3 separate regions of the Mus musculus genome follow, and all the other regions are linked to region 1. The links are chromatin loops, found by intact Hi-C in ENCODE. Cell type or tissue: heart. All regions are shown on one strand. Region 1 holds the start of Hspa13 (heat shock protein 70 family, member 13). Region 2 has its middle 8.1 kb from the start of Gm30790. Region 3 overlaps Gm30507 (a long non-coding RNA gene).

Region 1 (8,000 bases):
AAGAAGAAATGCAGAGGCAATAAGGTCTTTGTGAGTTGTAGGTCAGACAAGTCTACAAATTTAGTTCCTGTATTAATTAAACAATCAATCAACCAATAGAATTTTTAGAAGAAAGAAAAAATACCACTAGATATAATTCCTGTAAAGCAAAGGAAAGACAATTAATACAAAATGCCATTTTTTCAGTTGTGGATTGTGGAACACGGACCTGGGTGCGAAGGCTGACCCGCTCAAGAGGCTGTTCAGTGACTGCTACAGAGCATGGCCTACCTCAGTAAGTAAAGAAAGTCACACTGCCTGCTGAAGATGCGGACACTCCAAAAGCAAAGGTTAAGAGCATGCAGACCTTCTGATCTACAATCTGGGAATATAAGTAAAATTCCTAAATAAGTAAATCAAAATGTTGAGATTCCACCTCACACCAATCAGAATGGCAAAGATCAAAAACTCAGGTGACAGGAGATGCTGGATTGCAAGCTGGTACAACCAACCACTCTGGAAATCAACCTGGCAGTTCCTCAGAAAATTGGAAATAGTTCTACCTGGAGACCCAGCTATGCCATTCCAGGGTATCTGCTCACCATACCACAAGGACACGTGGTCCGCTATGTTCATTAGCAGTGTTATTAACAGTAGCGAGAAGCTGGAAACAAACCAGAATGGATACAGAAAATGTGGTTCATGTTCACAATGGAATACTATTCAACTATTAAAAATGAGGACATCATGAATTTTGCAGGCAAATGGATGCAACTAGAAAAGAGCGAAGTAAGCCAGACCCAATAGGGCATGCATGTTATGTAATCACTGATAAGTGGATATTAGTCATAAAGTACAGAATACCTAGGAGACAACCCACAGAGCGTAAGAAGTTCAACAAGCAGGAAGGCCCAACCGAGGATGCTTCAATCCCACTTAGAAGGGGCAACAAAATAGTCACAGGAGGCAGAGGGAAGGAGGGACCTGAGTGGGAGAGGGAAGAGGATGGGAAAAGGAGAACAGGACCTGGTATGGGGGGCGGGGGGCAGAAGAGAAGTCCTAAGGGCCAAGACAATGAATGGAAATATGAAGCATCTGGGAGTTGGGGGGGCCCTCTAGAAAGTCCCAGAGACCTGGGAGGTGAGAGACTCTCAGGACTTAATGGGGGTGACCTTATCCAAAATGCTCAACAGTGGGGAGAGGAAATTCGAAGAGTCCACCTCCAGAAGAAAGAAGGGCCTCAAGTGGAGGGACAGGATTACTAACCCACAGTCAAAATTTCTCACCCAGAATTGTTCCTATCTAAAAGAACTGCAGGGACAAAAATGGAGAAGAAACTGAAGGAAAGGCTGTCCAGTGAGCAGCCCAACTTGGGATCTATCTCATGGAGTGCACCAAGGTCTAACACTATTACTGATTCTATGATGTGTTTACAGACAGGAGCCTACCATGGCTGTCCTCTGAGAGGCTCTACCAGCAGTTGACTGAGACAGACACAGATACCTACACCCAACGAACACCCAACCATTCAACTGAAGTAGGAGACCCCTATGGAGGAATCAGAGGAAGGGTTGAAGAAGCTGAAGGGGAGGGCGACTCCATAGGAAGACCAGCAGTCTCAACTGACCCGGATCCCTGGGAGCTCCCAGAGACTGAGCTACCAACCAAGACCATACTGGGCTGGACTGAGGGCCCTGGCACATACATAGCAGAAGACTGCCTGGTCTCGCCTCAGTGGGAGAAGATGCACCTAATCCTCCAGAGACTTGAGGCCCCAGGGAAGGGGGAGGCCTGGTGTGGGGTGAGCAAGGGGAAGAGGGAATGGGTTGAGGAACTGTTGGGAGGGGGGACCAGGAAGGGGGTAAGGTCTGGAATGTAAATAAATAAAATAACTATTAAAAAAAAACCCACACATATATATCCAACTCAAAATTCCATAAGGCAGGCAATTTCTAACAGACACAAAGATATATATATATATATGTGTGTGTGTGTGTGTGTGTGTGTGTGTGTATACATATATCTACACATACATATATATACACATACATGCACACATATATATACACACACATATACGCATATATATGTATATGTATATATATATACTGAACTTCAAAAATTAGTGTGACACTAGCAAAGTATAAGAGGTAGTGCTGAGATAGAGTAACTCTGTAATAAAATAGCAGTTCCACAGCCATTAAAGCTAGTGAGGTACATGCACTACATGTGTGTAACATACTGACACACTTCAAATAAGCCAGAAAGCACGACAGCAAGTGTACAAATGTTGTACGCATACAAAATGTACACACATAGAGAATACCTATTCACAGTCCACGGGGCTTCAGCATCCTTCCTAAAATGTCTTGAGAGAACTAACTGGAACTGTGATGATGGCGGGATGAGTGCACAGCAAGGCCCCATATCCTGACCTGGTAGCACCAGGAAGTCACTGAACTGATCCACCCTGCAGCTGCTGTGGGATTTCTCACTGAGAGAATACAATTCCCTGACACATAATTCAAACAGCACCGTTAAATCAAATGGACGCAGAGTGTAGATTAGTTTCCTACCTTAAATGGGTATCTGCCAACTTCAGCCTCCAGCTCCTCCGGGGTGAAGATCTTCCCGATGAACCGTTTGGCATCATAGATTGTGTTTTGAGGATTTGAATCAGCCAGCTCTAGGCTCTCATAGCCCACATACACATCACCGTCCGTGAAGGACACCATGCTGGGGATGCTGATATGCCCGTTTTCATCTGGAATCACCTTCACTTTTCCTGTCCCGGGAAAAAATACACCAACCGAACAGTAGGTGGTACCCAGGTCAATGCCAATCACTTTTGGCGTAGGCAATGGTAAATACTGTTGTGCCAAGTAGCCCGCCAAGAGGAGAGTCAAAACAGCTGAACCTGCAAAAGGTAAAAAGATAAGTTTTTATGAAGCTACCACCATATACTGTACCTATAGCAACATCTTCTTAGTAGCACTTTTAAAACAAAACATAAAATATTTCACTTTATAGGATTATTAGCTACTTCTTTTGGACATCAAGTTTTTAACATTCCATCGGGGTACAATTAAAAACAAAGGAGAAAAAAAAAACCCTCAAAAACCAAAAGCCCTCACAAATGTATTTTTGTATAATCCGTTACATGATAATAAAGGAATAAAATGTAAAGATATTTAAATAACCATTATGCTGTTGTTGAATGAAAATATCACAAATGTGAAACTAAAGCTAAATACAATCCAGTTTTCTTGGATTATTGCTATTTAGATTGATAGCTTCATAAACAGTTTTTACCTGTTATTACTAAAATGAAATGCCATTATGAAATTCCCACAGAGACAGCTTTGGTATGTAAGTCTAACCTGTTTGGTTATCGTCTTTACCCATTCAAAAGGATAAAATACGTAAGTTGGATATGTTGATCTGAAAACTGCTTAGGCACTACTGTTACCTCATAGAGTCCAGAAGAGATTTTGCATATATAAGCATTCATTAAGGATATACTTTTCAAAATAGATATTAGGGAAGAAGTATGCAAGTGCTAACCCTGATAGCAACAATATGTAAACTTCCCGAAGGCAAGTTCTAGTCACCATTGAATAGTACGGCCCATGAAGAGCAGAGGCTCAGCAAATATTTAAGGGAAAAGATCATATAGAAACATCAGGCATATTGTACACAAAAGCGAATAAGAACATCACTTTGAGTTTAGAATTAATATCTGATTTGGTTTCACTAGTCTGCGTAATACACCTGTCCCCACTCAAACCCATAATGTCACTCGGTAGTGCTGTTGGTAATTGCTAGCTCCTTCAAATCAACGCCTGGCACATCATAGCAGACCAAGAACCTATCCACTTGTCTCTTCCCACCTACAGACAAATCTCAAAAGCATCTCAGCGTTTGGCAAGGGAATGTTGATTCCCAATCGGTATGTTCAAAAGAGAATCCATCTAAGAATGCACAGGGACTTGAATCCCTCCCAATTCCGCATCCCGAGTGAAGCCAAGAGTCTTCAATCTCGAGATCCCCTTCTTATTCACAGTGGGTTCTCGCACAGAGAACCGATTTCGGCTACCCATTCAAGACCGAGGTCGTTAGCATTCCTAGGCCCTCGTCTCTCAGACCTGTGGCTGGTGGCACGACCCCAAGAGGCCTCCGGCAAGTCAGACCCCCGACTCCAGACGCCCCGCCCCCACCAGCTCCAAACAGCCTTAGCCCCCTTTTCAGGCTCCCTTCGGCTGCGTGACCTGTGATTCAGAGAGTGAGACAACCAACCCTTGCCCACCCAGACCTCGTCGAACTTCCCCGTCGACTTCCATAGTTGCAGGGACCCCTGAGATACTGACCTAAGATCGTCATCTCTCCGGCCATCAGTCCCGCCGAACAGGCAGAAGGATGACTGTACCGATGGGAGGCACCGCCCCCTAGTCGCCGGCTGTCGCGCAGCCTCCTGGGAAATGTAGTCCGTCGGCTCCGAATTAGCCGGAGGAACTACGATTTCCACCACAGCAATGACTCCATCTACCATGAGGCCGCGGGGCGGATTTTACTCAGGCCAGTGAGGGAAGACTCGGCCTCCCCACGCACGAAGGCCCAACAAACCAGGCTTTGTTGTGGGAGCAGCGTCTGGGAAAGGCCAGAGTTTGTCATTCATCAAACCCAAAACGCTGCGAGCTTACTCGCGGTTAAAAAAAAAAAAAAAAAAAAAAAAAAAAAGTCCCTGTAGCCCCGCCTCACCGCGTTGTATTGTGGGAACTGCAGTTCTGGACTGTCCAGAGCTTGGAAGGCATAAAGAGGATAAAACCAATTAAGATTCCGAGGTGGGTTGCGTTGCCAGGCAGGCGGGGAATTCAAACTTCCGGTTTTTTTGTTTGTTTGTTTTTGTTTTTTGTTTCGTTTTGTTGTTCAGCCTCTTTTTTAAGGTTTATGCGTCTTTGGTCGAAATCAAGATTCTAGATAGACTTCTCCTAAGCCCTCCGAAGTCCCCTTAGCATTCCACAGTGGGGCAGTCCTACCGGAGACCCCACCTCTGGTGTACCTGTTCGTTGCTTTGCAAATATCCTTGCAGTCATTAAATGCAATGCCAGCCCGATGCTGTTGGCAGTAAATTATTTCACGGGCTCGTCAGGAATGAAGTTTGTCCAGGACCGCATGGTTTATCCAAGATATTTTCAAATCTAATATTAACATTCACATATGCTATTACCAACTAATATGGAAAGATACATTCTACTTTTCGTTTTAATTATGTCATAAATGGCCAGAATTGTCTTCCTGGACAGGTCCGTCCTTTCACGTGTTGACTATCCGATCACTTTTCCCCTGGCGCCATAAGACACGTTAGCAAAGCAATTTGAAGAAGACAAGATTTATTTTGGCTCAAAGTTCAATGGTACAGTTCCTCATAGCAAGGAAGTCACGGAGGCAAGACCTTTTAACCAGCTGTCCCCATTGCACCCAGTCAGGAAGCAGAGACAGGAAACGAAGGCATCTCTCTCTCTCTCTCTCTCTCTCTCTCTCTCTCTCTCTAATTCAGCCTTGAACCTGCTGGATGTCGGAATAGCAGTGCTCATAGTTAGGCGAAGTCTTTTCGCCTCAATTAATCAGGTCAGAAACGCCCTCATATACATACCCGGAAGTTTACTTCCATGATGATTCTGAATCCCAGCAAGACGAAAAGATTAACCACAATTATTGAGGGGGAGGATACAGGTGGTTTTTAGTATATAAAACATGATGTTTTCCCCTCACTGTTTAATATTTGATACGACTTAAGGACTCCTGGACGTGACTTTACTGTTGGGAAAGTTCATGAACACTTAAGGTCCTAGAAACTTAAATGTGCTTCTCTGGCTAGGTGCAAATCAATAGTCCTAATTGGCGACAGGTCTACTAGTTGTGGGAAAGAACCTCTACTGGCTTTCCACTTGCGTAAAATCTTGTATCTTTTAAGTTTCTAGCTATCTATGTACTTTATCTATGATAGGTTGGTCTATGTCTATCTGTCTACCTACCTATCTACAGATAGATATTATCACACATACATATATAATGATTTTATATCTGAATTATGGCTAACAGAGACCCATTATAATACACTTTAGTGTTTTTAAATACTTTGTCATGTGAAAAATGAAAAGCATGTGGATATATGACTACTATTCGCCAAAGTTCTTAGGAAGAATGAAGAAAGCATAATTCAAACATCCAACTGATGATTTTGATGGGTAATGATAATTTTAATAAATGTTATCGAACAGTTACTGTGTGCTTAGCACAGTGGTAACCATTGGCATCAATAAAGGATAGAGAGAAGGCAATCAGAAATTTAATTCAACATGCTGTGAGACATAGAAATAATATGATCACTGGGAAGGAGCAAGACTGGAGAAACCTATATAGTTTTACCTTGAAGAGAACTTCCAGTATTTTAGAGCTGTTTTTTTTTTTGTTTTGTTTTTGTTTTTGTTTTTGTTTTTTTAAATGTGAGAGTCAAGCTGTAAATTGATGGAAAGATACAAAGTAACCAGGTGTAAGCAGTCCACATAAAAATAGCCCAACCAACAGTATAAGAGCAGACAGGCATTAGATTCACCAGCCATGGGGCCAGTATCATGAGGATCAGTGATACAAACACTGCTCACTGTAATTCCCTCTGCCCACCTTTCTGTTGTCCTTTGAAAGAGAAATGTTTCCTACTGGCTCATGTAGTTAGACACTTGGTACCTAGTTGTGGCAAGTTGGGGAAGTTAGGGAAGTTTTAGGATGTGGAGACTTTTTGGAGGAAGTCCATGGCTGGAAAGCAGGCTTTCAGAGTTCTTAGCCTGATTGCAGTTGGTATGGTCTTTTAGCTTCCTGCACTGGTGGCCTGTTTGTCATGTCTCTCCTGCCAATACGAATATCTAGCCTTCTGGACCTGTAAGCCAATGTAAACTTTTTTTTTTTTTTTTTTGAGTTGCTATGGTGGTTTGAGGTTAAAGTTGTAAGCCCTCTGTTACCCTGCACTGGACCATCTTGGATTCTAAACCCCTGAAACAGTAAGCCAAAGTAAACACTTTCTTTTATAAGTCGCCTTAGTTACAGTGTTTTATTACAGCAATAGGAAAGTAGCTAAAATACTCCCTTTCAGTCAATGATTTTAATCACAGCAATAAAATGGTAGTTAGTATATACCCTTTCCTTTCACAGTTTTCATTTAATATGGGACCATAAACAATATTATCTCAGAGAAGAAAACCCTTACCCCCAGAAAGGAATATAGCATTCCTTCCTTCCAGAAAGGAATAACACAGGTTATTTTCATTGTTTGTTACTATGTTAACAAACTGTCTTAAAACTAATAGAGGCCTAGTATACAATTCTGTAGGTCAGAAATTTGGTACATGTTTTCCTGGATTATAGTTCTTCAATGATGTTACTCTTATTTTATTTTATTTTATTTTATTTTATTTTTCAAGACAGGGTTTCTCTGTGTAGCCCTGGCTGTCCTGGAACTGACTTTGTAGACCAGGCTGGCCTCGAACTCAGAAATCTGCCTGCCTCTGCCTCCTGTGCTGGGATTAAAGGTGTGCGCCACCATGCCCGGGTGTTACTATTATTTTAAATCATAGAGCTGTAGGTACTTTTGTTGTATGTCTGGCTATTTTTCCTCCTGGCCCCAAGCTCTTGGAATAGCGACTCAGACTCAAAATATATTTACTGCTACAACCACCTGGCCCTACTACATTTGTTAAAATGTTTTATTCTTTTTGAGTTATTTTTTATTGTAACAGAAAAGAGAAATGTAATTGTTAATGGGATCATTTCAATGAAAGTAATCTACAATAATAACATTCAATTAATATAAATATATGTACATATATGTAATAAAATTAGCTGTCCTTTTCTTAAAACTTATCTTCAGCAACATTCCAGACAGTATAAGCCTATTTCAGTGCTGTCTACTTGAAGGATTTCAAGAATTAGCAATGTGTTGATGTATTCATGAAGATGATGAGCTC
Region 2 (8,000 bases), 1.0 Mb after region 1:
TAAATAGAGTGAAGTGGACTCAGTTCAATGCAAACAGCAGGAAAAGAAGTGGAGAGGTAGCAGATAAGTGTTAATTCCTGGATAATTTAAATACATGGGCACGGTTTTTGCAAATAATGCAAAGCGCCCTACGAACAACAAACCTAAGGTGTTTGGCTCTAAGGCATAGAAAAACTCTGGAGCAAATAACTTCACAGAAGATTGGAATAAGGTTTTAATTTTTCAATTAAATATATTTCATTAATCCTTTGAGAATGTCTTACATACATATACTATATTTTCATCGTATTCACCATGATTCCTCCCCTCTATCTTCTCTTACTTCAATTTCCCTTCCAGTGTCATTGTGTTCTCTTCTCTTTTTCTCACTGAGTGGGATTTATTTGACCAATATACTCATGAGTGTGGTGTGGGACCATCCAATGAAGCATGTTTAATCTACCAAGGGCCACACCCCTAAATAAACCTGACTGTAACTACTCCAGACACCTTCAACTCTTAATAATGAGTCATCTGTAAGTAAGGGATCATCGTACCTTTCCCAATTCCTACCTGGATTGATTTTGTGCAGGGCTTGTACGGACAACCATAGCTCTTATGTGTTCATGAGTGTAGTGGTTCTGTTATTCTGTTCCAATTCCCTGAGTCTTCTGCCCCTTGCAATCTTTGACCTTGTCTTTCTCAATGGTCCCTGAGAGTGAGATCGATGTCACATTTGTAGATGAACAGTCCACAGACACTTTGACCAGTTGTGAGCTTCTGAGTTGACTGTTATCCACTATACAAAGAAACTTCTCAGGTGATATCTGAGAGTTGCACTAATTTATGAATACAGAAAGAAAACTTCAGATGGCAGTTTGACACTCTATCCAGTTAGCAGAAGTTTTATCCCGATGGTGTGTAAACTCTCTAACCATGGGTTCTTGGCTGAATTTACCAGGTGTGTGTTTCCTTCAGTAGACTGAGACTTAAATACAATCAGAAAATAATTGGTGATCTCCATTTCAACCATGTCACTATGGCAGTTATGGTTATGTTTTGCTGGGTGGGTTATCATCATAGCTTACGGAGTTCCACTGATGAGATTTTCCAAGGTATAAATTTTGAAATAGATTTCTTTTTTTATGTTTTAATAAAAATTTTTTAATTGGGTATTTATTTCATTTACATTTCCAATGCTATCGCAAAAGTCCCCCACATGCTCCCCCACCCACTCCCCACCCACCCACTCCCCACCCACCCACTCCCCACCCACCCACTCCCACTTCTTGGCCCAGGCATTCTCCTGTATTGAGGCATATAAAGTTTGCACGACCAATGGGCCTTTCTTTCCACTGATGGCCGACTAGGCCATCTTCTGATTCATATGCAGCTAGAGACACGAGCTCGGGGTGGGGGTATTGGTTAGTTCATAATGTTGTTCCACCTATAGGATTGCAGATCCCTTCAGCTCCTTGGGTACGTTCTCTAGCTCCTCCATTGGGGGCCCTGTGATCCATCCAATAGCTGACTGTGAGCATGCACTTCTGTGTTTGCCAGGCCCCGGCATAGTCTCACAAGAGACAGCCATATCTGGGTCCTTTCAGCAAAATCTTGCTAGTGTATGCAATGGTGTCAGCGTTTGGAAGCTGATTATGGGATGGATCCCTGGATATGACAGTCTCTAGATGGTCCATCCTTTCGTCTCAGCTCCAAACTTTGTCTCTGTAACTCCTTCCATGGGTGTTTTGTTCCCAATTCTAAGAAGGGGCAAAGTGTCCACACTTTGGTCTTTGTTCTTCTTGAGTTTCATGTGTTTAGCAAATTGTATCTTATATCTTGGGTATTCTAAGTTTCTGGGCTAATATCCAGTTATCAGTGAGTACATATTGTGCGAGTTCTTTTGTGATTGGGTTACCTCACTCAGGATGATGCCCTCCAGGTCCATCCGTTTGCCTAGGAATTTCATAAATTCATTCTTTTTAATGGCTGAGTAGTACTCCATTGTGTAAATGTACCACATTTTCTGTATCCATTTCTCTGTTGAGGGGCATCTGGGTTCTTTCCAGCTTCTGTGAAATAGATTTCTTATGTCAAGGAAGATATCAAAAATACTAGTAAAAATTTTTTTCTATATGAGAGTTCCTGTGTAACCCTCAACCACTAAATAATATTTTTGTATCCCACACAAACTCCTTAGCAGTGAACAGACTAAACTGTAATGGTATTGTTCGAATCACAAATATTCTTGCAAGGCCAGTACGTCTCTGTTCAAAACACAGTGTTTTTGAGTCAGAAGTTACATGGTACCCAAAGTTCTGCAGCAGTGAAAGGAGTCCATTTGCAGTTCACTGCCTGAGTGTGGCATAACTCATCCTTAACAAAAGGAATTTAAAGCACCTTTTCCACACTACTTTAAAGCCAGAAATGATAACCCTAATGCCACTAAATGAAGTGTGTGTAATTCAGAGTGTCTCCTATCTTCAATCAGAACTCTTAGGAAATGATGAAGAAAACAAATTGACCATAAACACAAAAGAAAACTAGGCATACTTAGAATTATATTTAGAATGAGTGCATGTAAACAGAAGGCTTGATTAGTAATGAAGGGTTTGTTTGTTTGTTTGTTTGTTTGTTTGTTTTATGGATATGAGAGTTTACTTGCATCTATATCTGTGTGCCATGTGCATGCTGTGCCCACCAATGTAATCAGATTCCCTTGAATTGGAGTTACAGATATTTGTTAGCCCTTTTTGGAGTGTTATGAATTAAATCTAGGTCCTCTGCAAGACCTCTGCCCTTACCTGCTGAAACAGCTCTCCAACTCAAGTGAGGAATTTTGAAAGTATGCATGCCAGAGTCAAGTTGTTAGGGCAAAGAATACACTTTATAAAATACCATTACTTCTGATATACTGCTTAAAGATAGCCATTAGCTTCTCACTCCAAGAGAGTCATATTCAAACGACACTGTTTATATATCATCTATCACATTCAAGAAATTACACTTAATGCTACAGAATGCCGACAACTCTCTTTGAGGCAACCCACCTTTGAGGCAATCACTATCAACAAATCCATTTGTTCTTTTCATAAGACCCTGAGGTCAGGTAACCCTTGTAGGGGTTTGATGGACAATCTGGAACAGTAAGCCTGATAGATATTTGCTGAGCCAGTGAGTCTTGGGTTTAGCAGGCTTTGCAAGCAGATTCAGGTTTCTGGGGTTCTGAACAATGAGCAAAAGGAGAGGGCAATACTTCAGGAGTTCTCACATAGTGGCATTATGTGTGTCTTGGTGTGCTCTATTTCCTATCGTGATCTTCCCCGTCTGGGTGAGAAGACAGCCTTGGAGCAAATGTCCTAGCAAGCATCACCTTCCTGCCATTGACCTTCTGAGTGTATTTCAGTTCTGGTTTTGGCTTTAGGGTTCTTGTCTATAAAAGGCTTATCCCTCTCAGCCAGTTCAGGCTGGCTGAACACGATGTCCAGTAGAGGGCTCCCCAGGAGACTGATTTGGCCTGGAGGTCATTTTGGCTCCCTCTGTTGGCAGAGACAAACAGTCAGACAGGTCCACTCTGTTCTTTTCAGCTATTCCAGAACTGAGTCCCTGAGGACTTCTTTCTTCTTTTCTTATATACACATATATTTATATTTTAAATCAGACCACTTCAGTGGATCATTAGTTTCCTAGGACTCTTATGACAAAAGACTGCAAGCTGGTGTCTGCAGATAATGGAACACCATCCTTTCATGGTTCTGAGGCCAATGTGTGAATCAGTGTGCAGCAATGTGTTCCAGCTACAGACAGTCATGGGGTATCTTTCCTTGCAGGGCTCAACTCTTGGTGGCTCTCCATGTTCCTTGGATTGTTATTTCATAACTCCAATTTCTTCCTCTGGCTTCACATGGCCTCTCTCATTTTCTCGGTACGATTTCTGCCATTGAACTTAAGGGCAGTTTGAATGATTCATGTTGATTTCCTCCCAAGACTCTTGACTTCTTTATCTCTGCTACACGGTATCTCTGCTAGAGGTATCTCTAGACAAAAGGTCAAGTTCATGGGTTTCAAGTATGGGCAGATGTCAGTGGGGCCACTCCTCAGCTCTATAGGAGTTGAATTTAACTTCAGCATCTTGACAATTGAAAGGTGGGTATGTTTTTGACATTTGATGCTCTGAAAATGTATTTTGAGAAGTATGTTCTTACCTGAACTTGCATCAGTCAATCGTCTCAGCAGTCACTTTCTCTTGTGACTGCGTTGATGAGTGCTTCATGTGGACCTGTGTTTCTAAGCCAAATCAACATTGACCTTTAGGTTTAGGTAATGCTTTCATTTAGGAGACACCGTCTTCACTACGTGTTTCATTAAATCTCTTGCCTCAACCTCCAAAAGCTGGTAGTACATCTTCCAACTGGACAAGAGAAAGGTTGTCCCCGGGTCTTCCAACTGGAGAAGAGAAAGGCTGTCCCCAGGTCTTCCAACTGGACAAGAGAAAGGTTGTCCCCGGGTCTTCCAACTGGACAAGAGAAAGGCTGTCCCCAGGCCTTCCAACTGGACAAGAGAAAGGCTGTCCCCAGGTCTTCCAACTGGACAAGAGAAAGGCTGTCCCCGGGTTCAGAGTGCTCCTCACCTTGACTCACTGATCCATCTTAACTATCCAAAATAGGACGATTAGAAATTACATTAAGAATGAAAATTCACATCTTTTATTTATTTGGATAAGACTAAAGCCTTTACATCATGATAAAAAATGTTTTATTTCACCGGGGCACGAAGCATGGGGGATGGGACACATTCCTAGCTTATATGTAATGGTTTTAGATGGCCAGTCTACATTCCCTCACCAAGTGACAAGGAAAACATTTAGAGCACACCAAGGTCTCCAATTTATCTGTCTTCATGTTCAAGAACAGAAAAAGAAATTACACATTTCACACATTTCACCCAGAAAGGAGAAAAAAAAAAGGAAAAAGTGAATTCCTTTTGTAACAGGACAGAATGGGGCAATTCATGTGTATGTATAATGTGTGTAAAATACAATTGCAAAGAAAGTCCTTTATACTTTAAATTTTAAATGCCACCTATGAATTCTTACAGCTATTAAGTTCTGTATGGAAAACAGAAAGAACAATACTTCTGTGGATATAGAAATATTCAATATTCTTATGAACTTAAAATAACTATTAGGCATATGTCTATGTTTAATAACATCTATTATCGTAAAAGGCACTCAAACTTGGGTAGTAGAAAGTTGTTTCTTTAGGCTTTAGTCGCCTTACTAAACTACAAAACTGTGGTTGCCCATTTTTCAATATTTTGAACATTTTAGAACTTGACTACTTGCCAATTTGGATATCAACAAGAACTCATTCTTGTTTATAAGCATATCCTCCCTTTAACTGGAGTTCTTTTCATCAGGCTTAAGTTCAGCATTCAATTCTCCATGTAAGCGCCTGACTTGCTAAGGCAAATCCAAAAGAAAGTGCAAAAGAAAAAATCTGAACAATAATCGTTTCTCTTTAACAAATAGAAGAGCTCCTTAGATGAAAAATAGTATACATTTGATTTATTTCAATGTCCTTAAAACATTGTTTGCATCTATTATTCCATGTATATGACTACTTTGCCTGCATGTACCTATGTATGCCACATATATCTCTGGTGTCCCTAGAGTGCAAAAGAGTTGGATTTCTTGGGACCAAAGACTGCCAGCTGCCATATAGGTGCTGGGAAAGAAACTAAGTCCTCTGGAAAAGCAGCCATTATTCCTAACTGATGAGCCAGCCCTCCAGCCCTACTTCTTATCTTGTTAACAAGCCCCCGCTAGGTTATTCAACAACCAAAACCTCTATGAAAACAAAACTATGATTGTCTTATAGCTTTAGCTGATAATATTCATTCAAAATAAGACCGTCCGGACCGGAGGACAGGTGCCCGCCCGGCTGGGGAGGCGGCCTAAGCCACAGCAGCAGCGGTCGCCATCTTGGTCCGGGACCCGCCGAACTTAGGAAATTAGTCTGAACAGGTGAGAGGGTGCGCCAGAGAACCTGACAGCTTCTGGAACAGGCAGAAGCACAGAGGGGCTGAGGCAGCACCCTGTGTGGGCCGGGGACAGCCGGCCACCTTCCGGACCGGAGGACAGGTGCCCACCCGGCTGGGGAGGCGGCCTAAGCCACAGCAGCAGCGGTCGCCATCTTGGTCCCGGGACTCCAAGGAACTTAGGAATTTAGTCTGCTTAGGTGAGAGTCTGTACCACCTGGGAACTGCCAAAGCAACACAGTGTCTGAGAAAGGTCCTGTTTTGGGCCTTCTTCTTCGGCCAGGAGGAGGTCCAAATACAAGATATCTGCGCACCTTCCCTGTAAGAGAGCTTGCCAGCAGAGAGTGCTCTGAGCACTGAAACTCAGAGGAGAGAATCTGTCTCCCAGGTCTGCTGATAGACGGTAACAGAATCACCAGAAGAACAATCTCTAAACAGAGTCAACTATAACTACTAACTCCAGAGATTACCAGATGGCGAAAGGTAAACGGAGGAATCTTACTAACAGGAACCAAGACCACTCACCATCACCAGAACCCAGCACACCCACTTCGCCCAGTCCAGGGAACCCCAACACACCTGAGAACCTAGACCTAGATTTAAAAGCATATCTCATGATGATGGTAGAGGACATTAAGAAGGACTTTAATAAATCACTTAAAGAAATACAGGAGAACACTGCTAAAGAGTTACAAGTCCTTAAAGAAAAACAGGAAAACACAATCAAACAGGTAGAAGTCCTTACAGAAAAAGAGGAAAAAACATACAAACAGGTGATGGAAATGAACAAAACCATACTAGACCTAAAAAGGGAAGTAGACACAATAAAGAAAACTCAAAGCGAGGCAACACTAGAGATAGAAACCCTAGGAAAGAAATCTGGAACCATAGATTTGAGCATCAGCAACAGAATACAAGAGATGGAAGAGAGAATCTCAGGTGCAGAAGATTCCATAGAGAACATCGGCACAACAATCAAAGAAAATGGAAAATGCAAAAAGATCCTAACTCAAAATATCCAGGAAATCCAGGACACAATAAGAAGACCAAACGTACGGATAATAGGAGTGGATGAGAATGAAGATTTTCAACTCAAAGGTCCAGCAAACATCTTCAACAAAATTATTGAAGAAAACTTCCCAAATCTAAAGAATGAGATGCATATGAACATACAAGAAGCCTACAGAACTCCAAATAGACTGGACCAGAAAAGAAATTCCTCCCGACACATAATAATCAGAACATCAAATGCACTAAATAAAGATAGAATACTAAAAGCAGTAAGGGAAAAAGGTCAAGTAACATATAAAGGCAAGCCTATCAGAATTACACCAGATTTTTCACCAGAGACTATGAAAGCCAGAAGAGCCTGGACAGATGTTATACAGACACTAAGAGAACACAAACTGCAGCCCAGGCTACTATACCCAGCCAAACTCTCAATTATCATAGAGGGAGAAACCAAAGTATTCCACGACAAAACCAAATTCACGCATTATCTCTCCACGAATCCAGCCCTTCAAAGGATAATAACAGAAAAAAACCAATACAAGAACGGGAACAACGCCCTAGAAAAAACAAGAAGGTAATCCCTCAACAAACCTAAAAGAAGACAGCCACAAGAACAGAATGCCACCTTTAACAACTAAAATAACAGGAAGCAACAATTACTTTTCCTTAATATCTCTTAACATCAATGGTCTCAACTCGCCAATAAAAAGACATAGACTAACAAACTGGCTACACAAACAAGACCCAACATTTTGCTGCTTACAGGAAACTCATCTCAGAGAAAAAGATAGACACTACCTCAGAATGAAAGGCTGGAAAACAATTTTCCAAGCAAATGGTATGAAGAAACAAGCAGGAGTAGCCATCCTAATATCTGATAAGATTGACTTCCAACCCAAAGTCATCAAAAAAGACAAGGAGGGACACTTCATTCTCATCAAAGGTAAAATCCTCCAAGAGGAACTCTCAAT
Region 3 (8,000 bases), 440 kb after region 1:
GGGCTCTTTCTTAGTTTCCTCATCTCTTAACAAAGGCCCCACTTTCTAAAACATCCCCCTGGGGGTGTGGAACCCAGCACATGAGTTCAGATCACTTGAATTCTGAATTGTACTTTACAGCAAGGCCCTGTGTACCATCCGTCCCAATCTGGGCTTCCACTGTCAGCATATGAAGAAGCCACAGGCTCATTCCCTGGTCTTAGTAACCCCTGTCCCAGTGCCGTGTGGCACAGTTTGGTAAGCGTGACCCCTAGGCCAGCTGTTCTCAACTGTCTGCCTTATTTCAACAATCAAAGTTTCATTTTCTTCAAGTTAAAACAAAATTCTAAAAGGATTTTGTACCTTGAACATTGAACTGAGAATTCCTGACTTTTGAATTACTTGGAACATCTAAGCTAATTTTAGAAACATGGCTGGATGTCTCTGTCAAGACTTAATTCTTATTTGAAAAATCAGATGAGGTCAGCTTTCACTTCTCTTGGGATTTCGCTCAGTTAACACAAAATGTCTTTACCTTTTATTTACTCTCTGTGAATAGCTCTGCCTCACTTTTAAAATGTGCCTATGTTTAGAAAATAGATATAGAGAAGGAAAAAAAATGGGAAGTGAATTTTTTTGAATGTAGATAGTTTGGTGCTGTGTAGCAGAATCAATGAGAATTTGTTTCTAGATGGCTTCACCAGTGTGGACACCCGTCACATACTTCCAAATTGCTGAGAAAATACATTCTTTTAAAATGGCTCATTAAAAGCAGACATAGTCACTCGTGCCTAATATCTTAGTATTCAGTAGATGGAGATAGGAGGATCATGGATTCAAGGCCAACCTGGGCTACACAGCAAAACCTGAGCTACCCTGACTCAAAGCAATAAGAGTAACACAAACGAATAAAATAAGTAAATAAGAATGTCGTATAAGGCTGGGCGTGGTGGCGCACACCTTTAATCCCAGCATTTGGGAGGCAGAGGCAGGCGGATTTCTGAGTTCGAGGCCAGCCTGGTCTACAAAGTGAGTTCCAGGACAGCCAGGGCTACACAGAGAAACCCTGTCTTGCAAAACCAAAAAACAAAAACAAACAAAAGAATGTCGTATAAGACTGCCTTGTCCGGCGCTCCTTTACTCCTTCCAGTCCTGGCTCCAGAGTGCTCCCTGCAAATCCACGAGGAAGATGAAGCCATTTTCTCTAGAACTATCACATCACCCGTATAACTAAAATGTGCTTTTCGTTTTGCTCTGAACCCCCTTTCAGTTTATCTCTACTAGGGAGCAATCATTCCATTCCTCCCCAGGAAGCTCTCAGAGGTGGAGTGTAAGGTGAGGACTGAAGACCTGCGATAACTCAGTCCAGCACGTGGGCCACACCTACCAGGTCTTGGAAAATAAGATTGGAGAGGGAAAAGGAAGACAGGAGTTAGCAGAAGGGAACTTGACTGTTGTCCAAGCACAGGGGCTCAGCTTCCCCACTCAGTTCCTTTCTTAGGAAAAAAGTCATTTCAGTTTCCTACACTGGAAGGTGGATGAAGTCTAAAAAGCCCCCTGCTGGCCACTCCTATTTCCACCCTATCAGTGCCTTTAAAATATAAGGCATACAAATTCCCTTACTTTAGCCATATTTATAACATAGTTTAACTTTCCATAACTAACTGGGATTTCTTCTACTTTCTCTTTTATTTAATTAAATCGACTATACCAATGCAAACTGCTAAAGACATGTCCCTGACTTGACTGTCTTTGATCTTTTTAAAAAAATAAAATAAAATCAATTGTTTAAAAAAAAAAATACATGTTTCTGGTGAAGTAGAATCTAAAATTATGTAACTAATGGATTGGTTTGTTATTTTTATCCTAAAGTGAAGAGAAATGTTGTTGTTTTTTTTTTTTTTTTACTATCTAAAGAACATGAAAAAAATTTAAATTAAGTAATAAATCAGTTTTGTCCAAAATTATTTAGACTAATGATTCCCTGTCTTAGTCTAGGAAACTGGCAATAATTATGCATAACAAACAAAAGCCTTGGCTGACTTTGTTCCATGCTCTAAGTTTACTCTACGAGGTCAGTGTGCAGACTTCTCTAGAAAAGAGAATTTCCTGGGGCAGACTGACCCAGGTTGTACAGGAATGTAAATAAAAATGATTGAGGATTCCTTTCTTTGCATAGAACAAATATTTCATGACTTTGTATATTATAATCCTCTTTCTCGTGTCTAACAAAGACATCATAGCATCAGCCAAATACTTAAAGCCTACTATTAAGATAAAAGCATTACTCCAATTTGTCATCACTTCTATTTAATTATATTTGTAAAAGAAGTGTGATTAATGGCACAGAAAGCAGATGCTTTGTAAGAGTGACAGCCATGTCACTGTGAACACAAAACGTTCCTCTGAAATGGACTCCAGGGTCTTCTGCCTAGCAAACTTGGGCAAGCGTGGACGTGCAAGAGAGAGCTGCCACAGTAATGTTTTAGTATTGCCATAGCTTTGGATGAGATTCTCTTCCACGTGAACAAGTCTTTCCTCATTCCTGACATCACTAACCTTTAGCAAGTCTATGGTTCCTCCATTCCACAGCCTTTGTAAAAACAGGAATGAATCTGCTACATGGTGTTCTGTACGTGAGCTTAAGAACGTTACTTACTGTATTCCAGAACACATTACTCCTTCAGGCTAGGGATACACCTGCATGACGGAACATCTCCTACCATGTGTGCATTCCTGTGATTGCTTCCTAACACCACAAAGGGCACAAAAAAAAAAAAAAAAAAAGGCAAAACCTTAAGCTCTCAGAGTCAGCATTATGAACGCAAGCCAGGACACGCTAAACTTTTCCTGAGGCAGAGTCCAGTCGAAAACTTTATGACAATCTTCCTGGATTGAGCTTTGCCTAAGATCTTCCCGTTGGTCATGAGACAGTCAGGGGACTAAAAGTGTGTCACTTGATTAAGTTTTTCAGGCTGATAACAAGAAGGTAAGCAACTATGTTATCCAGGAGGTTCCAAAGTCCCATGTCCATTCTGGGTCAACTACAATAATTCCCCTTCCTACGTCCAGACACTGCCTGTCACCTAAAGCCCATTAGGGGGCAATTTCCTAAAGCTGAACCCGAAGAGATTATGGGCTGCCCAGCTCAACCGAAGAAGCCAGCTAGTGTGAGTCACCAGAAAGTTCCTATAACCTAAGAACTTCTCTTACAGAAAATGCTACTTCCCAGGCTATCAAAAGAATCATCTTTCCCCTCAGGGCAAGGCTGGCTCTGCACACACAAATAGAGAGCATTTTCTTCGGCCTCCAGTTCAGATGGAGAAGAGTGATTTCTGTGTTGTTTATGTTCACTTGCTCTTTCAACCTAAGTTCAAAGGTTTGACTGCACCTCAGCACTTCAAACCCTTGGGCGGTGATCGCAACGTTCCATTGCATAGACACTCCTGAGGGGGGCAACATTGAACCTGTCAAGGATGGTTTCCCCTGCTTCTGGGCTCTAATGCTTCTCTCTCTACCAGTAGAGCTTTCAGCAGGAAAGACTCATTGATTTAGAAAGAAAAATGCTCCAGGTTCAAAGTTGAGCCAAGCAGTCCTTCCGTCCCACCAACAAATGCTAAGTACATATTCACTCGTGTTTGCTTTCTCAAGAGAGATTAGGAAAAGGAAATAGGAACACATTTGTATAGAATTTTCCTGAATCAAAAGTTATTATTGAAACCCAATACTATCCTGAAGCAAACAACCTTCTATACACAGTTTTAATATCAATTAGTTAATTGAAAATACTAATTGCCTATAAAAACATTCCATTTTCACTGAAAAACATCCACAACACATAAAGTATATTTAAATATACGATACACTAGGAAACAAAACAACCTGGAAGCACTGCTAATTACTTTGTCTTGCCAAGTTTGAACAAAGGGGATTCAATTTTGTTTCTTTAGTTCTGGGAACTGAACCCAGGGTCCTGTGCATGAGAAACAGAGAGTCAGAAACTCCAAATGTTGAACAAACTTTGACTTCCTCATAGAAAAATGAACCAGTGATTTCTCTAGACTCTGAGGGAAAAGCAGTCTTTTCAGATTATAAACTGTGAATGCCCTTCTCTTTCTAGACCACTGTGTTATGACAAATTGGCTACGTTTTATAACTGAGCAATGTTTTGACTCTTGGGGAATACTATAAAGTATGGAAAAACATGTGAGTATACATGTACTCTCATATAACCCAATAAGCTTACGTCAGTATAAGTGTTTTTGAACTGACTGTAATAGTCTAAGAGTTTGTGTTGACAGGAAGCACATAACCAAACACATGATTATGTTAGTAACCATATAAATATAAACTTTAGTGAACTAGAGCATTTCATTCTATATTACTTCACTAAGAAAATGTACTTGCTGCCTTAAGACTCCTTCACTGTACACTGATGAGCAGCTAGGATTCTCAAAGACTCTCAAATCCTCAGCGTTCTGTTGACTTCGGATTATGCACTTCTCTTGTTCACAGGGACCCTTATCCACTTGACACTCACTAAGCCACTGCTGTGAACTTTGCTTTGAGTTTGATCTCAGTGCTCTCCAAAGCCACTAATCATTTCTTCAATGTAAAACACAGTGAGTGCTTGGACATCACATATTTAATATTTTTGAATGATATTGCTACTTTCCTTAAAAATTTGCATTAAAATCCAACTCCTGGGGCCCCAGAAATATGACCTTACTTGGAAGTAGAGTCATTGCAGATGTAATTTGTAATAGGATGAGGTCATACTAGAGTAGGCTGACCCTTCCGCCAATATTTCTGGTACTCTTATCCATAAATGTGTCTCTGATGTTAGAGACACAATGTGACAGTACAGACAGATTGTTGTGCACTCCCAAACCAAGGCAACCAAAAATTTCTGGAGAACCATAAGAGAATCAGGAAAGGCAACAAAGAGTTACCCTACAGATTGTAGAGGTGGCCTGTAGCTTCCAACAACTCCAAAGAACCTCGAGACAATAGAGCACTATAGTTTTCAGAAGCCTGGCTTAGAGTAGTTCACCATGGAAGTCTACTGCATACCTTAAGACCACTAAGCCCTGCACTGTATTTTTTTCAAACAACCATACTACAGTCTCAACAAGATTCTTCCCAGTTCCTAATATGCTGAGGTTCCTTGAGACACCGAAAAAACCTCACACTCTATGACCATGTATATGTTAGGGCTTGTCAAGTTCATAACCATAGTTTGCCTACATCAACCAATGAACTATATGACTATATAGCAGAGCAAGCTCAATCATACACAAAGGGCATATCCACTCTGAGTTAATATACATCCTTCCATTTATTTCCCCAAAAGTAAAGCAAAAATAGTTCTACAGTAAGTCTTCCCATGTCCTCTAGTTTTCCAGTATTTTTTGAAGAAAGACATATATGCGTGTGGACCCTTGACATAAAGATGAACAAGAGATCTTAAAAATGCTGAGGCAGTCACCATGCTTTTCCCTTCCTCTTCCTCTATTCTTCATGAGTGGTGACATATCTGATGGTTTCTACAAGCCACAGTTGCTTCTCAGTAAGCCCCAGTATGGGATCCATTTCATTTTGGCTGAAAGTAAAATATTCTACCTGTAATGTATAATAGAAACATTGAACATTTATGGAACCAAAAATAAGTTTAAGAAACAATACCCATATAAAATTAGAACACGGTGGGGATTTTTTTTTGAAAGAATGGAATTGAAGTTCTAAATGAATAGATGTATGTAATGCCTTAGTATAGGACGCTATATACATGTGATACCTCTCAAAATTATTTCATGTATTTAAATCCTACTCCAGTAAAAAAAGTAATATTTAGCATTGAAAAATAAAATATGTTGGAATAAAGCTATTCAATGAGACAAAAGATTCCTACGATGAAAACCTTAAGATACTGAAGAATTAGAGAAGACATTGGAGTCAAGCTGTGGTGTCACACACCTTTAATCTCAGCACTTGGTAGAGGAACGCAAATCTCTGAATATGAGGCCAGCTTGGTCTATAGAGAGAATTCCAGGAAAAGTCAGGACTAACTGAGAAACCCTATCTTGAAAAACCAAGACAAAGAAGAAGAGGAGGAAAAGCAGGAGGAGGAGGGGGAGGAGGGGAGGAGGAGGAGGGGGACGGGGGAGGAAGGAAGGAAAGAAGGAAGGAAGGAAGGAAGGAAGGAAGGAAGGAAGGAAGGAAGGAAGGAAGGAAGGAAGGAAGGGAGAGAGAGACAGAAAGAAGGAAACAAAGAAAGAGAGAGGGAGGGAGGGAGGGAGGGAGGGAGGAAGAAAGGAAGGGAGGGAGGAAGAAAGAAAGAGAGGGAGGGAGGAAGGGAGGGAGGGAGGGAGGGAGGGAGGGAGGGAAGGGAGGGAAGGAAGACAGACAGACAGACAGAGATATAGACATTGGAAGATGGAAAGACCTCCTGTGTTCTTGGGTTGGAAGAAGAAATATTGTGAAACTGACTTTCATACTAAAAGCAATCTATAGGTCCCATGCTATTCCAATCAAAATCCCACCATCATTCCTCAAAAAAATGTGGAAAAGCAATATTATGTATGTGGAAGCATAAACAATCCTGGGTCATCAACCCAAACCTAAACAAGAAGTAAACTGCTAGAGAAGTCACCATACCTGACTTCAGGTTGTACCTCAGAGCCTCAATATCAAAATCAGCATGGTGCTGGCACATGGAGAAACATACAGATAAATGGACCACTGGATACAGATAGAAGTCTACACAACTACAACCACCCAAACGTTGGTGAAGATGCCAAAAAACATGCATAGAGAAAAGGCAGCATCTTCAACAAACAGTGCTTGGAAAACTGAATATTACGTACAGAAGTATGAAATCAAATTTTTATCTCTTATTCTGCACAAAACACACATAAAATGGATTAAATACCTCAGTGTAAGATCTGAAATTCTGAAACTGCCAGAGGAAATCATAGGAATTATACTTTGACATACAGACTCAGTAAGGACTTCCTGGGCAGGACTCTAGTTGTACAGTAAATAAAGCCAACAACTGATGGAGGGGAGACCTCATGAAACTATGACCATTCTATATAACAAAGGAAAGTGACAATCAGTGAGTGAAGAGGCAGCCTCCAGAGAAGACTTTGCCAACTGTACATGTGTCTAAATATTAATTCAGAGAATTAGTGTCTGAAATACAGCCAACTAAAGGAAAAAAAGTTAAGCATTAAAACCATGAACAACTAAGCTGAAAAGCAGGCCATAGAATCAGAAAGCTCTCAAAAGAACCTCAAATGTCTAGGAATAGTTTTTTAAAGTATTGGCCATTTTTAACCACCAGATAAATGTAAGCTAAAAACTACTTTGATCTCTCTTCCTACTTAGTTATAATGGCTATCATTAAAGTAGCAAATTACAATAAATATAGAGAAACTTATATTCTGTCCATAGGAGGGTAAGCCATCCTTACAAACAGTTGGTCGGGGAAGTCATTCTGGAAACAAATATGGAGATTTCATGTACAACTGAAAACAGAAGTACCATGCCACTCTCATATATACTCAGAGGACTGCATCTCCTGCTACAGCAATGCTTCCATGGATGTGTTCATTGTTTTTCTAGTCACAATAACTAGAAAACAGAATCAATCCATATGCCATCAATGGACAAATGAGTAATTAGAATGGGGTACATGTGAACAGTAGAGTTTTATTCAGCTATAAAGAAAGGTGAAATTTAAAATTTTTTGCCAGAAAAGAATGGAAAAGAAAGGAAGAGAAAGGGAGAGGAAAGGAAAGAAAAAGAGAGGAGAGGAGAGGAGAGGAGAGGAGAGGAGAGGAGAGGAGAGGAGAGGAGAGGAGAGGAGAGGAGAGGAGAGGAGAGGAGAGAAGAGAAGAGAAGAGAAGAGAAGAGAAGAGAAGAGAAGAGAAGAGAAGAGAAGAGAAGAGAAGAGAAGAGAAGAGAAGAGAAGAGAAGAGAAGTGAAAGGAAGAGAAAAGAAGAGAAAGGAAGAGAAAA

The links. A loop is a pair of places that touch in the nucleus more often than their neighbours do. Peaks named below come from ENCODE experiments on the same cell type or tissue, not always from the same donor. Only the 100,000 strongest peaks of a DNase experiment are listed, where the experiment ranks them.
Region 2: it touches region 1 in a loop (2.2-fold over the local background); 3 of 42 quality-filtered maps call a loop at or near these places.
Region 3: it touches region 1 in a loop (4-fold over the local background); 6 of 42 quality-filtered maps call a loop at or near these places.

The regions. Positions count from the first base shown.
Region 1 is chr16:75,762,389-75,770,388 of GRCm38, forward strand. It overlaps Hspa13 (heat shock protein 70 family, member 13), which reads right to left and starts at 4,430. Exons shown (of 5, transcript NM_030201.3): 1 at 4,347-4,430; 2 at 2,556-2,896. The coding sequence starts at 4,371. In heart, CTCF peaks have their summits at 4,446 and 4,645; a DNase peak (open chromatin) is centred at 4,523; H3K4me3 peaks cover 2,266 bases; H3K27ac peaks cover 1,923 bases.
Region 2 is chr16:76,783,152-76,791,151 of GRCm38, forward strand. No RefSeq gene overlaps it. Among named protein-coding and RNA genes, the nearest start is that of Gm30790, 8.1 kb to the left of the region's middle. In heart, a CTCF peak has its summit at 3,493; DNase peaks (open chromatin) are centred at 3,490 and 3,750.
Region 3 is chr16:76,198,955-76,206,954 of GRCm38, forward strand. The region is part of intron 2 of Gm30507 (a long non-coding RNA gene); the gene reads right to left. Among named protein-coding and RNA genes, the nearest start is that of Gm30507, 47 kb to the right of the region's middle. In heart, CTCF peaks have their summits at 1,550 (motif pointing left) and 3,423; no DNase peak of the experiment used is centred here.